2 separate regions of the Homo sapiens genome follow, and region 1 is linked to region 2. Evidence: chromatin loops called from intact Hi-C (ENCODE). Cell type or tissue: ascending aorta. All regions are shown on one strand.

The links. A loop is a pair of places that touch in the nucleus more often than their neighbours do. Peaks named below come from ENCODE experiments on the same cell type or tissue, not always from the same donor. Only the 100,000 strongest peaks of a DNase experiment are listed, where the experiment ranks them.
Region 1: a loop joins it to region 2, with 10 times the contacts of the local background. A loop is called at or near these places in 5 of 110 quality-filtered maps.

The regions. Positions count from the first base shown.
Region 1 is chr11:122,483,825-122,491,824 of GRCh38, forward strand. No RefSeq gene overlaps it. Among named protein-coding and RNA genes, the nearest start is that of MIR100HG, 65 kb to the left of the region's middle. In ascending aorta, no CTCF peak of the experiment used is centred here; a DNase peak (open chromatin) is centred at 3,165; H3K27ac peaks cover 1,950 bases.
Region 2 is chr11:122,363,724-122,371,723 of GRCh38, forward strand. All of the region lies in intron 1 of MIR100HG (mir-100-let-7a-2-mir-125b-1 cluster host gene), which reads right to left. Among named protein-coding and RNA genes, the nearest start is that of MIR100HG, 55 kb to the right of the region's middle. In ascending aorta, no CTCF peak of the experiment used is centred here; DNase peaks (open chromatin) are centred at 2,011, 2,488 and 4,308; H3K4me3 peaks cover 4,868 bases; H3K27ac peaks cover 4,404 bases.

The DNA.
Region 1 (8,000 bases), 120 kb after region 2:
TGACCAAGTGGGATTTATTCCAGGAATGCAAGGATGGTTCAACATATGCAAATCAATCAATGCAATATATAGTATCAACAGAATGAAAGACAAAAACCATATGATCAATAACATAGATGGAACTGGAGATCATGATATTAAATAAAATAAACCAGGCACAGAAAGGCAAACATCACCTTTCTTGTGGAATCTGAAAATCAAAATTGAACTGAACTCATGGACGTAGAGAGTAGAAGGATGGTTACTAGAGGCTGGAAAGGGTAGCATAGGGTGGGAAGATAAAGCAGGGATGCTTAATGGGTACAAAAGAAAACACAAAGAATGAATAAGACCTAGTATTTGATAGCACAATAGGGTGATTATAGTCAATAATAACTTAATTGTACATTTAAAAATAACTAAATAGCATAATTGGATTTTTTATAACACAAAGGATAAATGCTTGAGGGGATACTCCATTTTCCATGATGTGATTATTACACACTGCATGCCTGTATCAAAACATCTCATGTACCCCATAAATATATACACCTACTATGTTACTACAGACAAAAAAAAGTGATAATTTCAACTGATTCTGGAAAAGCATTCAATAAAATTCAACATCCTTTCATAATAAAATCCATAAAAAACTGGGTACAGAAGGAACATACCTCAACATATTAAAATTCTTATATGACAGACTCAGAGCTAGTGTCATACTAAATGGGGAAAAATGAAAGCCTTTTCTCTAAGATCTGAAACACAACAAGGATGCCTACTTTTACCACTGTTATTCAATATAGTACTGTAAGTCCTAGATAGAGCAATCAGATGAGAGAAAGAAATAAAAGGCATCCAAAATGGAAAAGAAGAAGTCGAATTATCCTTGTCTGCAGATGACATGATCTTATGTTTTGGAAAACCTAAAGGCCCCCCCCCAAAAAAATTATTAAAACTAATAAAAAAATTCAGTAAAGTTGCAGGATACAAAATCAACACACAAAAACCAGTAGCATTTATACATACCAACAATGAACAATCTGTAAAAGAAATCAAGACAGTGATTCCATTTACAATAGCTACAAATAAAATTAAATTCTTAGGAATTAACTTAACCAAAGAAGTGAAAGATCTCTACAATGAAAACTATAAAACACTGATGAAAGGAACTGAAGAGGACACAAAAAATGGAAAGATATTCCATGTTCATGTATTGGTAGAATCAACATTGTTAGAAAGTTCATACTGCCCAAAGAAATCTACAGATTCAATGCAATCCTTATTAAAATACCAATGACATTTTTCACATTCTTCACAGAAATAAAACAAAATCTGAAAATGTATATGGAACTACAAAAGACTCAGAATAGCCAAAGCTATGTTCAGCAAAAATAATAAAACTGGAGGACTCACATTACCTGACTTGAATCTACACTACAGAGCTGTAGAAACCAAAACAGCATGGTACTGGCATGAAAACAGACACATAGACCAATGGAACAGGAGAGAGAACCCAGAAACAAATCCATACACCTACAGTGAACTCATTTTTGACAAAGGTGCCAAGAACATACAGTGGGGAAAAGACTCTCTTTAATAAATGGTGCTGGGAAAACTGGATATTCATAAACAGAAGAATGAAACTAGACTCCTATCTTTCACCATATACAAAAATTAAATCAAAATGGATTAAAAACTTAAATGTAAGCCCTCAAACTATGAAACTACTACAAAAAAAACATTGAGGAAACTCCAGGATGTTACTCTGGCCAAAAGTTAAAGTGATACCCGACAAGCACAGGCAATCAAAGGAAAAATGAACAAATGAGATCACATCAAGTTAGAAAGCTCCTGCACAACAAAGGAAACAATCAACAAAGTGAAAAGGCCACTCACAGAATGGGATGAAATATTTGCAAACCACCCCTCTGACAAGGAATTAATAACCAGAATATATAAGAAGCTCAAACAACTCTATAGGAAAAAAATTGATAATCCAATTTTAAAATGAACAAAAGATCTGAATAGAGATTTCTCCAAAGAAAACATACAAATGTCAAACAGTTATACAAAAAGATGCTCACCATCATTGGTCATCAGGGAAATGCAAATTAAAACTACAATGAGATATCATCCTGAACCAGTTAAAATAGCTTTTATCCAAAAGACAAGCAATAACAAATGCTGGCTAGGAGAAAGGGAACCCTCGTACACTCTTAGTAGGAATGTAAACTAGATCAACCACTGTGGAGAACAGTTTAGAGCTTCCTTGAAAAAACTAAAAATTGAGCTACTATATAATTCAGCAATTTCACTGATGGGCATATACCCAAAAGGAAGAAAATCATCATATCAAAGGGATATCTGCATGCTCATGTTTGTTGCAGCACTGTTCACAACAGCTAAGATTTGGAAGCAACCTAAGTGTCCATCAGCAGACAAATGGATTACAAAACTGTGGTAGATATATATAATGGAGTACTATTCAGCTATAAAAAAAGAATGAGATCCTATCATTTGCCACATGAATGGAAATAAGGGTCATTATTTTAAGTGAAATAAGCCAGGCACAGAAAGACAAACTTCACATGTTCTTACTCATTTGTGGGAGCCAAAAATTACAACAATTGAACTTATGGAGATAGAGAGTAGAAGTGATGGTTACTAGAGGCTGGGGACGGGTCTTGGAAAGTGGGAATGGCTCATGGGTACAAAACAATGATTAGAATAAATAAGTTTTTGGTAGCACAACAGGGTGACTAAATCAATAATAATTTAATTGTACATTTTTAAATAACTGAAAGAGTATAATTGGATTGTTTGTAATACAAAGGATAAGTGTTCGGTGGGATAGATACTCCATTTTCCATGATGTGATTATTACACATTGCATGCCTGTTTCGAAGTATCTCATGTACCCATAAATACATACATCTACTATGTACCCACAAAAATCAAAATAAAATTTAAAAAATTCCTACCTTTCTAGACTCTGCTTCATGACACTAGGGGAGGGACTTAGAAAACCTCATTTCTCCTTCCGAGTGGTCCCTGTTGGGCTATGCCAACAGGCTGTAAGGCTAGAGAAGGGAGAAGGAACATTGTTCTTCCTGTTTCTTTGTTGTTTCTCTAAGTGTTGCCCAGCAAACCTTAGTCATCTCAGCAGTGGCAGTTCGTTCCAGTAACAAGTGATCCAGGGTCCAGGTTTTTCACTCTCCCTTCTCACAGCCCCCTTAGAGCTATTAGTGCCAACTGAGCAGAACTCCTTCTGTAGATCTCCAGTCTCCATTCTGCATGGTCCCTAACCCAAGCTCCTGAGGCACCAGCAAGGGCAGAACCCCCTCCTCTAAGGAGGTCAGTCCCAGCTTCATGAGGTCATGGCTTGTCTCTTCGTCCTCCCTAAAGGGAACGGTCCTAGGGATGATGGTTGCTTCCTACAGTTACTGTCTCCAGGCTACCTCCGTGTTCCTTTATGCCTTCTCATTCTTCCCATACCTGTTTAACAAATTCCTAACATAAATCATCTGTTAAAAATTCATGTGGTTTCTGTTCTTGAGACAAGCCCTATTTAGGATTCTGTTTATGAATGAAGATAGTATTCAGAACAGCCTTAGCACAGGCTCCAGGCTCCTAACTGTTCAAGGAACTAGGGGGAAATGAAGTGGAATGGACATTTGAGAGGAGAAATAAGGCTTTGTTGATTGGCTCTCTCTTGTTATTGGGAGGATAAATGTTATAATTTTCTCAGCTCTTACTATGGGCTAAGTGCTTTGTATACATTATTTTATTTAATCTTACAAAGCACTTACTTTCATCATTTTACAGATTTAGCTAAAAGAGGTTAAGTAATTTGCTAAATGTCACCCAGCTAGTAAGTGGCAGAGCTGGGATCAGAACCTAAATCAGTCTTATACTAAAACTCATGCTCTATGAATCTGAAACCTATGAAACCCGTCTACTTAGCTTCAGCTACAGGACAACCAAAACCCATTTTTTATGTCCCCTTTGGTGCATGTGTCTTAGACTGCCCAGTTGTCAACATGCAGAGTGTAAGTTTACTCTAATGCCCTTCTCAAGTTCTGACTACCCATTTAGGACATGTAGGAATCTCCTTCACTAAAACTAAATGTCACAACGGGAGCTGGGAATGGCGGGCATCTGGAGAGGGTAGAGTTGGTCTGATTAAAACAAGGAAGGGGGAGAGAGTGAGAAGTAGAAACAATTAGAGCCATAACAGTTGAACCAATTAGTAGAAGAAGAATTGTAACCTAATGCTCAATAAGGAAGAAATCCACTTGTTCTAAATATTAGCATACTCCTCCCGTTATGCAGTGTCTACTCCCAGCAAGCAGTCTAACTTGTGGAACAGTCTGAGCTTCTATTCAGATCTAATCATCATCAGAAGCTTTTCACTGTTTTACAACACATTTTACACAAATGTGGCCCTTTCTTTGACCCTTTGACACTCTAGTCTCTGTGGTTCAACCATTTCCAAGTGAGCTAGCCATTGTCAGAGCTAAAATAAACCAGGGGCTTTTAAGTTGGAGTTCCCATGAGGCAGGCCAACCTTACTGCTTACTGTATGTGTAATGTCAAACAAGTGACTTCATCTTACTGCCCCCATCCCAAAAAAGAAATGTTAATAATAGCCATGATGTGTTAAGCACTATTTGTCATGCACTTTGCTAATATTTGGTGTGCACTGCCTCAATCTAATCTTCACAAAAAAAATCCTGTTATTAGCCCTCTTTTATAGATGAGGAAACTGATGCTTGCAGAAGTGAATGACCAGCCTAAGGCCCACAGCTGGTAAGTACGGAAGCAGAAAACAAATTTGTCTGACTCAAACACCTATGCTCCTGGCTTCCACCCAGAAGGAAGTAACTGGTACAAAACTTGCCTTCCCACTGCAAACAACTAGAAAGCCAGACAAAATACATGAAGAAACTATTTTCAGAGAGTGGGCTACAGGGAGCACAGGACTACAACCTGTGAAAGAAGGGAAGAAGCAAGTGAGCCCTAAGATAACCTATTATTCATCTGGAAGCAATGTCCAAGCAGCTTCATGGGGGTGGGAATCCAAGCAAAGTCTCAGGTTTTTACTGAAAAATCAGAAATAAGAATCCAGGTACAATACGAAAGATGACATTTGTAAGAAAGAATACAGAAAAGGAGGAAACTATGCAAAGAACGAGCTCCAGAAATATACGTAAGATTCCCGTCAAATCTTTGGCTAAATAGTAATCTGTGCATGTGCAGGGTGAAACTCCACAAGGCAAAACAAAAATTGACTCAATTCCAAGAAGATATAAACTGAACAATTCCGAAAGCCTAGAAGATATTCCAGTACTTGTCGCTCAGGATGGCGAGACCTTGTTGAACATGGAGAGGATTGAGGAAAAACATCAGAAAAGTCACATCTTGGTAGTATGGCTAAACTATCCTCAAAAATAAAGCCTCAAAGGCATTAAGCCAATCCGTAAATAACTTAACAGCCTGCCTAAAAAAAACCTAAAGATTTTTCAGGAAAGACCACAAAATGCAACATTCAACAATATAACATTCATAATGTCCAATATCCAATAAAAATCATTAGACTTGTGAAGCAGCAACAATTAAGGAGGAAAAGATGAGCCAATAGAAACAGACTTAGAAATGACAAAGATAAGAAAATTTGCAGAGAAGGATTTGAAACAGCTGCTATATAATTACATGATTTAAATTGAGATTTAAAGCAAGGATTGGCAAATTTTTCCTATAAAGAGCCAGATAGTAAATATTTCAAGCTTTGTAGGTCCCATACAGGCTCTGTTGCATATTTTTATTTTTTATAATCCCATATAATGTAAAAACCATTCTTATCTCACAGGGCATCCAAAAACAGGCCATCAGCTAGATTTGTCTCACAGACTGTAGTTCACTAACCCTTGATTTAAAAAAAAAATCATAACATATAGAAAGAAATGACAGATGTAAAAACAAAAGAATCAAGTGGCTCTTCTAGAAATAAAAGCTACATTAGCAAAGTTAATAAATTTACTGGATTACAGCATATTAAAAGATCAGTAAGCTTGAAAACAGCAATAAAAACTATCCAAAGCAATGCATGACACAGAAAAAAAACTGAAATAAATTGAATGAATCTTGGTGACCTGTGAAACAACTTCTAGCAAGCTAGTAAATGTGTAATTTGAGTTGTAGAAGGGGAGAAGAACAGAAATTGTATTTGAAAAAATAGTGGCTAAAATTTTTCCAAATTTGATTTTTAAGAAACGCCAGTTCACACCATAATCAAATGCCAAAAACCAATGATAAATAGAAAAGTTTAGAAGCATATACAGAAATAAAATGCATTACATTATCTAAACGGGGAAAACATAACTTGTCTGGACTTCTTATCAGAAATATTGCAAGTCAGAAGACAATGGAATTTCAAAGTACTAAATTAAAAGTCTTTCTTTACCTCTCTGCTAATCTGCCTCTCAATGAGTGTAGTAATAATTCTTAATACACATAATTTCTATAAGGACTGAATAAAATAATACCTCTTACTTTAAAAACTCTGAATATGAAATTTGTTATACTATTATTGTTAGTATTAACAATAATACTGTTAGTAATAATATTGTTACTGACAATAGTATCGTTAGTAATAATATTGTTACTAACAATAGTATTGTTAGTATACTGTTATTGTTAGTATTACTGTTCCTATTCTTATCTATTATTATTTCTATTATTCTATTTAAACATGAAGTAATCACACTTTCATATCTATACTACAAAATCCCAGACTTCTAGTATGGTAATCTGCCCTAAAGGATCTTTCAGGTTCATCTCCCTCTTCTCCCACATACATTTGCCTATTGGATTACTCCCTGTTCTCTGGTCCACTGTTTTATCACTTCTACGCCTTTGCACATACTTTAGCTAACCATTTTCAAGGCCTAGCTCAATGCACACGTCTGTTAGAATCTTTCATTGTCATCTTTCCAGAAGCAATTTCTTCCTCTTCTATGTTTCCCATATAAACATTTATACCAGTATTTCTCAAACTTTCACGTGCATAAGAATCATCTGGAGGGACGCCTGAGAGCTGGATTGTCATGAGCTCCTAAATGCTGTCAATGCTGCTGGTCTGAGCAGACCCCACTTTTGAGTAACAAGGTTTTATGCCTTTTCTTATGATTATATTTCTATTGTCTCGCCTTCTAGAATAACTCTTTAAAGAAGAGAACTGACTTACTTTTGCTTTCGTAATTATCATGGCACCTAGTAAGGGACTATGCAGCTAATTAATAATAAATAGATGATAGATAGAGAAATAGATATCATCTTAGCCAAACTCCTGGTTCCTAGTCAAACCAAACCTCACCTCTTGACACTTATTAATCCGTATCCAGTTTTTAAGTGTTGAGGGAAGGTGAAAAACCTAAGGTCTCTATGAAGCCATTTACCAATGTATAGCCCACTACACCATGATAGCTATCTGAAATTATGAGAAATTCACTGAGAATGATACTGTTGATAAAATTTTCACTCATCTTGCTGAATTTAAAATGTGAATTTGCTGAAACTTATTCTTGACACAAACACCATAAGTACCTTCTGTTTCTTGGGTAAAAAGGAGCACATGTGTGATATGCTGTATTCTGAGTAGGAAGATTGTTATAACTGAAAACAGAAAAGCATTTCTTCCAAACTCTTATAAACTTAATGGAGTCTCTGCATTTCAAAAGCTTCAGAGACTTTTTCTTCCATTCCCTACCCACAAACTCCATGCTCTGCAGGCTCCTGGATAGTGCTGCCTAACTATACACTGTATCCTGTCATGTGACTGACAGGGCCAGCTAGCAGCACCTCAACATTGTTTTGTACTGCAAGACTCAACATGTGTTTCCCCTTTGCAGAAATTACATCATGTCTCAGGAAGTCTCCTCTCTCCAACAGAACCAGCGGATATTCTCAGCCAAGGCTTTGCAAGTAAGAAAAGAAGATAAATGGATCCTGGTGCCGTT
Region 2 (8,000 bases):
ATGTGCCTTTACTTCTTTTTTTCTTTTTTCTTTTTTTTTTTTTTTTGAGACGCAGTCTCGCTCTGTCGCCCAGGCTGGAGTGCAGTGGCGTGATCTCGGCTCACTGCAAGCTCCGCCTCCCAGGTTCACGCCATTCTGCTGCCTCAGCCTCCTGAGTAGCTGGGACTACAGGTGCCCGCCACCATGCCCAGGTAATTTTTTGTATTTTTAGTAGAGACGGGGTTTCACCGTGTTAGCCAGGATGGTCTCGATCTCCTGACCTCGTGATCCGCCCACCTCAGCCTCCCAAAGTGCTGGGATTACAGGCGTGAGCCACGGCGCCCGGCCTTTACTTCTTTTTTGACTCCCACTGAACCTTTGAGACTGTAATTGACTCCCTTCCCTTCAGAGAGACTCCTCACTTCCGAGCAGCCTGCTTAGCCGCATTGGAAAGTTATGGAAGATAACTAGATTTGACTCAACAAATGTGCACTTATCTCAGACATATCTGCCTGGATAGCCTCCCTCTGGTCTCTCCGTGGACTAAGAGCAAGAAGAATAAGCGTTCTGCCTCAGTTAACTCTCTGTGCCATCTAGCACATTTTTGTATTTTCAATAAATATGCCTTAAGCACTATTCCTCTTGTGGTGTTAATTTACCAACACAAGTGCCCTGAGGATCTGTGGGTTGAGCTAAGAGCTGACTGGGATTCACAGTAAGAATAGTTCATGCTTACCTTGGGTGATACAACACAAGCAACAAATAAGAGCATATGCCAATCAAAACATTTTCGGGTTTAGTCTGCTGTGTGAGGCACCGTGCTAAGTACTTTACATGAATCCTTTCATATAATCCTCATAGCAACCCCTTGGTATCCCCATTCTACACATGATGAAAAAGAGATGCAGAGAAATTAGCAAAGCCCATGTGTATAGTCACCATACCATAGAACACACACTTTGGGATTCTACGGATAGGATTTAAATTCAAGTCTCCAACTCCTTGAGTGTGACTAACATACCATCTCCAGCTGGAGTTTTCTCCTTCGTAGTGTGACAATATCCAAAGTCCCTGGTGCTGCCACACTTTCCACCTTCATGAATCATGGAACTCCTCTTTTATATCCTATCTACCTCAGTAACCCAGGGATTCAGGATGGTCTAGAATTTCAAATCCCCAGTTGGGCAACCTGAATTCCCATGTAGCCTCTATCCTGACCTTAGGCAGCAAGTCATTCAATCTTTCGGTTTCCTCATTTGTCAAAAGAAAATGACAACACTGGCCCAATTTATTTTAACAGGTAGTGTTGAAGATAAGATCAAAGGAAATATGTCAAAGTCTTCTGAAAAGCTTCAAATACTTCTCAAATTATTACAGTAATGGATTCAGTTGGAGAACTTACTGCACAGAATGTCTTTGTCCAAAATCTTAAAATGAATGGGGAAACTGAGTTCAAGGTGCAGAAGTGGAACCCAGATTATTTCTATTCTTGTATAAGCAGAGGCTTGGACTGGAGCTCCAGGTATCTGTATGCTTGCTCCAGCCTAGGCGCTGCTTGGGGCAAATCACTGCACTTCACTACAAAATATGGATGTGATACCTACCTTCTCCCGAATCCTATGGGTAGGGTCTGAGCAGGAGACAAAAACACTCAGAAAACTTGAGACGAGAAAAACTCTAGAAAGTCAATTATATGCATTTTTTAATATGGTGTCAGATTTTTTTTCTCCCACTCATTTTCCCTTGTCTCAATCTAAATTTTATCCAGATGTGAACATGAAGAGGCCTGTCTTTGTTCATTCTCTGCTTCTTTGGTTTTCCTTTGTGCCTCAAAAGGTTTTGGTGCTATGCTTCAAGACACAGGTCATGAAGGGGAAACAGTTGGGGTGCTGTGGGGAGACTGCAGTATTAGGAACGAGGACTGAGGGTAAAGAGTTACAGCATGCTCCAGAATGTGCACCTCCTCTTTGCCAACGCAGAGACAAGGTGATGAAAAGATCCCTGGCTCCAGACAAATGCCCTCAGCCTTGCAAAGCCTTCCAAGAGGCAGCGTCCCAGAGTCCAGACTGCAAGTGACTTGCATGCGCACACACACACACACACACACACACACGCTCACACACACTCTTCCATGGAAAACTGTGCTCTCGCATCCCAGAAAAGGTTTGTTGTTTCAATTAAACCTCATCAATGCCACATGTCAGAGAAGAAAGAAAAAAACAAAACAAGACTCAATTACTTCAGCTATCTCCTTAGGGATTGATCTGTATCGAATAAACCACCATCTACACATGGGGAGAAGCTTTTACTTATGAAAAACAGAGGCAGGTGCAGAAGAGCAGCATTTGGTACTAAATCAAAGCTCTGGGAGCAGAAGGAAGTGGATTTAGACGCATCCACTTAGCTCCTCCTGATATCTAACTTGCAGGGTGGGGAACAGATCACAGCCTTGGCTGGGTCTGGCCTCTGCTTCCTGGTCCCCGCTGAGGTCCCGTCCCACTTTGCTCACTGCTTCAGCTGCCCGGTAAGAACAGATGGACAGAAGTTAAAAGAGCAAGGTCAGCTCATTGGCTAAGTCTCATTTCACACCCTGCCCCACCTCTATCATCCCTTTCTGGGACATAAAGATGAAGAAAGCAGGGCAGGGGTGTTGCTGCATTTGATTCTGGCTGAAACTATGGTCGTTTCATTTACATCCCCTGAATAGCTGGCGAGTCTGATTTACACATTGATAATATGTGATGCTTTGTATTCCAGCAAATATTTAATCCCTGACGGATCAATAATCCTCGCCTGGCTGTTCTTTTTTGAAAAGAAATAAATCCCCTTTTACTCTTAAAATTCTTGAATAAAATTAAAGTGCTTTAGCCTAGGATGCACTGCTCCTACACGAAGCCATGTGGTTTCATAACCTCAGTCCTCAGATGTTTTTAAAGGGGCCACCTTTGCTAACTTGATATTTTCTGAGATCCTAACATCTCTCCAATGAGTCCTCTGTGTTATCAGTTGATATTATAAGACAGCCCTTTAAGGCCTGGTATACTTTTTTAAAATTAAAAAGTAAAATTATTAACCTAAACTGAATCAGTATGTACATAGCATGCAGTATTTTTTTGCATTTTTTGCTTATATTCACCATGGCAGTCTTGATTTAAATTCTTTATTACAAACCTTTCTATAAACCATTTCCCTCCAAAACTACATTTTTAAGAAAACTCTATTCCTACACAGATTCTTAAAAAGCTATACTCCCGTCTTAGAGTTAAATTTGAATATTTTGAAAAATGCACATTAAACGTGGAAAGAGATGGCTCTCCTCTCTATAAGGGGCTCCCAAGGCAGCCTCAAAGCTCACCAAAAGTTCCAAAACAACATCCACAACAAAACAAACTCTCTTTCATCTCTGGCAGCAACAAAAGCAATAACTTTCACCAAACCTACCCAAGCCAAGAATTAATATAACACAGAACAACACATCCACATTCAGACCATTACGGCTACATCAGCTCACCACAATATTTGTTTAAAAAACACATAATTTGTGGTAGAGAGAAAGAACCTTTCATACAAAAAGAAGTTCTTTCAAATGCAAATTAACCAAAAGACATATTTTCCCTGTGTTTGGGAAATCACTCCAATACATGAAAAACATAGTTTTTGTGTGGAAAAAAAAAATCAGTGTACACCCACTAATTGAAAAGGCAATTACATTAGCTGTAGATTACCTTAACAGTTAAGAAAAGTTAACTCCTGGCTCCATAAGTCTTTAAGAACTTTATTAGCATTTACTGACCTAAGTAGTCTTCAGTTCCCAGGTAGCAAAGTTTCTTTTCTTCTCCACTGAAATGCTCATATGGACACTGAAGGACATTGTATTACTGAACTGATCGGAAAAGAATACTGTTTCCATTCTTCTGGAGGAAAAAAAAAATGGAAAGAAAGAAAAGAAAGATGGAAGGAAGGAAGGAAAGAAAGAAGAAAAAAAGAAAGAAGGAAAGAGAAAGAGGAAAGAAAGAAAAGAAAGGAAAGAAAGAAAGAGAGAGAGAGAGAGAAAGAAAAAGAAAGAAAGAAAGAAAGAAAGAAAGAAAGAAAGAAAGAAAGAAAGAAAGAAAGAAAGAAAGAAAGAAAGAGAGAGAAAGGGAGAAGGAAAAGCAAGGCAAAATGCAGTCTAATCGAGTATTCTTCCTGGTGGGGAAAAAAAAGTAAATCCACTATCCTGGAACGAGTTCAAACATAGCTTGACAGGCTCCAGGAGAATTTACACTGAGCATGCTTAGCCCCGCACTGCTTGCATGAGACACTCTTAATGAATATTACTTCCTTCCCACTGGCTATTCCTGCTGGAAGTCCACACCCACCCCTCTTTCAGAAGTCAGGAATTTAGCTTCAGCCAAAGTCCAGAAAACATGCTTATGCGGAGACAAGGCCTCACCGATCCATAAACTTTCAGGTTGTGACCTGCCGGTCAGTTTGACAAATAGAACATAGGGGTGAATTTTTTTTCTGCCCTTGGTTATGTTGCCAGCTTTATGCCTGTCCTAAACTGCAGTTCCTCTGGAGAAAAGAAAAACAGACAGCTTTCTTTCTGAAGAACATGACGTCCTCAACACCACAGTAAAGACCTTTCCTGATCAAGCTTCCAAACTGAAATCAGAATAAGGGTCATCTGCATATTAAAACACAACACTCGATGATTTTTAGCTTCTGGATAAAACAAAAGTCCTACCCCAAATGTATGCTTTTTGATAACTTACATAACACCTCTCTCAAAAATGCTGCATGCCAAAGCACTCTCTGAAAATATGTTCAAAATCCAGCTTTAACCTGCTATGTTGTCTAAACATTGGACTTGTATACATTTAGGTCACACTAAAAACTGACTTTCTTTTTCAAACAATGCTTTCTCTTTCCCTAAATCCCTCTGTCATGTTTAATGACAGGAGACCTGAAATTCTGAAAATTTAAAAATAGATTACTTTTCTGACAGTCTGAGAAGGCAAGATTCTTGCTCTGCCAAAAAATCAGGGGAGTGGGGAAAGGGGAGGATAAGCAGGTGAGGGCCTGATATAGACCGCATAGTAAAAGAAGGGCATTTTAGATTTTAAAATTAATAATAAGGTACTTTTTTGTTGTCCATTTGATATTTCTAGGGTGCCATTTATATGTATCAAATTACAAGTTATAAATATTATTAAATACTCATTTGAACTGTAATGCTTATTTGCCTAGACACACACACATACATGCACACACAAAAACACACACCCCAATTTGTGGTTTGAAAAAAATGATGTCACAAAGCATCAAAAGGCAATAGAAATTTTCTAAGTCTCCAAGAAATATGGCGTGCCCAGTGTCTAATACAAAGCCTGCCTGGCCAGCATTGATTCTTTGGATTAATAAAGGATGCATCTATGAACCTGATACGTAAATCCGTTGCCTCTCCATGCCTGTAACACTTTACGCAGCCCACTGCTGAGCTGCCATGATATGTTCTCCCTATGGAAGATCTTTGTAGCATAAAATACGTCTTTGCCCACTATTCAATAAATAAAATCTCCGCAGACATATTTTCCTTGTGGTAACTATGAGCTTTTTGGAGACTTTAGGCATGGTGGTTGTTTTGTTTGTTTTTATGCTTTGCCTAAGGGAAGAATAAAATGTAGCCCCCTGCCCCAAGTGTGCTTATTTATATTACAAGAGCAAACTAAGTTTTCAGCAGTTAGACGAAGCCCAAGAGAAATCAGGCTTTGAAAGGCTAAGTAATCCTCGTGACCACACATAAGGTAAGTATAAAATAGGAAGGACATTTATTCATTTGACTCAAAGAGATTGCCTAGAGACAAGGTCCCGCAACACAGAGTACAGGGACCCTTCTCTGTAGACAGCTTACCTCCCTGCCATCGGGGTGCAGTTTCTTTTGTCTCCTTCCATGAGGATGACTCTCTCCCCTGAAGCTAAGGGGAGACACAGAAGCCTGTGTAGGAAACACAGGAGCCTGAGTAGAACCATGCTGTTTCCAGCTTGAATGTTAAAACCACTCTGTGTAAAGCTGAGATAGTCTTTACAGTGCCATCACACTCATTAATTCAATTAGCAAATATTCATTGAGCCCCTACACTGACATTCATTTGGGTGCTGGAAATTGGGACGTGACTAAGACAATGTTCCTGCACTCAGGGAGTTTACATTCTGGCAATTAGATGTTTAATGGAAAACATTAGATGTTTAATGGAAAAAATTCAAGATGTAGGCTGGGTGCGGTGGCTCACGCCTGTAATCCCAGCAATTTGGGAGGCCGAGGCGGGTGGATCACCTGAGGTTGGGAGTTCAAGACCAGCCTGACCAACATTGAGAAACCCCGTCTCTACTAAAAATACAAAATTAGCTGGGCGTGGTGGTGTATGCCTGTAATCCCAGCTACTCGGGAGGCTGAGGCAGGAGAATCACTTGAACCCATGAGGCGGAGGTTGTAGTGAGCCGAGATTGCGCCATTGCACTCCAGCCTGGGCAATAAGAGCAAAACTCTGTTTCAAAAAAAAATTCAAGATGTAAATAGTAAATACATTTACAAACTGTGATAAGTCTAAGAAAGAACTAAAAGGGAAATGATGAGAAAGAAACAAGCCATGTGTGTTGGGGGCTGAGGGACAGAGCATCAGGAAAATGGAATAAATATTTGGGAAAATCATTAGTAACCAATCCAATATAAGTTAAAATGAAAAAAATATGTGGCATGGCTGGATTAAAGCCTTGAATGCAACACTAATGCATTTGGATTTCATATGGTATATAATGGGAAGCTATTGAGGGCTTCTGAGAAGAATTATTTTACTAATTTGACTATGACTATTCTTTATAGCAGTTTGTAGGATACACTGGGGATGAGCATGAAAAGACCAAAGCTTTTGGAAGAGCCAAGATTGGCAGAGGTGAGGAGAACACCTAATCTAGGACAATGCAAATACTGATGGAGGAGAGAAGACAGCAATGAGAGGTATTATTACTTATTTATTTATTTATTTATTTATTTATTTATTTTATTTATTTTTTTGAGATGGAGTCTTGCTCTGTCACCCAGGCTGGAGTGCAGTGGTGCCATCTCAGCTCACTGCAACCTCTGCCTCCTGGGTTCAAGCAATTCTCCTGCCTCAGCCTCCCAAGTAGCTGGGATTACAGGTGCCCACCACCATGCTCAGCTAATTTCTGTCTTTTTAGTAAAGACAGGGTCCCACCATGTTGGCCAGGCTGGTCTTAAACTCCTAACCTCAGGTGACGCACAGGCCTCGGCCTTCCAAATTGCTAGGATTACAGGTGTGAGCCACCGTACCAGGCCGAGAGATATTATTGAGGCAGAATGACAGGCTTTGACAACTAACTGGATGTGCAGATTAGGGTGAGAAGGCATTTAAGGGGAAGGCTAAGATTTCTGGTCTCAGTAGCTCTCAGTAGATCAGGAGCTCAGACATCTCTTCACTTACTTTATACCTGAACTCATGCAGCCGAAGATAGCTGGACCAAAATGTACAAGCACGTCAACTGTTCTCACATTACACTCTTGCTCACTAAACCTCACATGGGTTCTTAAGCAGATGGTGAGAATGGAGAATGATGGTCTCTTAAGCAGAAATGGAGAAATCTAGGGAAAGAAATATCTGGCACATGGTGAACTCAAATATTTACTGGATGTATGGAATATGGAGTTGAGGGTTAGGGGGATATCCATCCTACACTATTATTTTACTTGGGAATTTTATTTAGCTGTTAATAGGGACCTGATAATAGTCAAACACCTAAGGGTATATTTTTCTCTCATTTAAAAAAAAAAATCTGTGATTGAGAGTTCAAAACATGACTACCTGGGACCCAAATCCTTCTATCTTTTTGGTTTCCCATTCTTAATGCAAGGTGTCCAGCTTCAGTTTTACGTTATGGTTCATTGTGGACTATGCCTAATTTTGAGTAAATGCACAAACGTAACAGTCAACTCTAGAAAATGGTTTGGTAGCCAAGGAACCAGG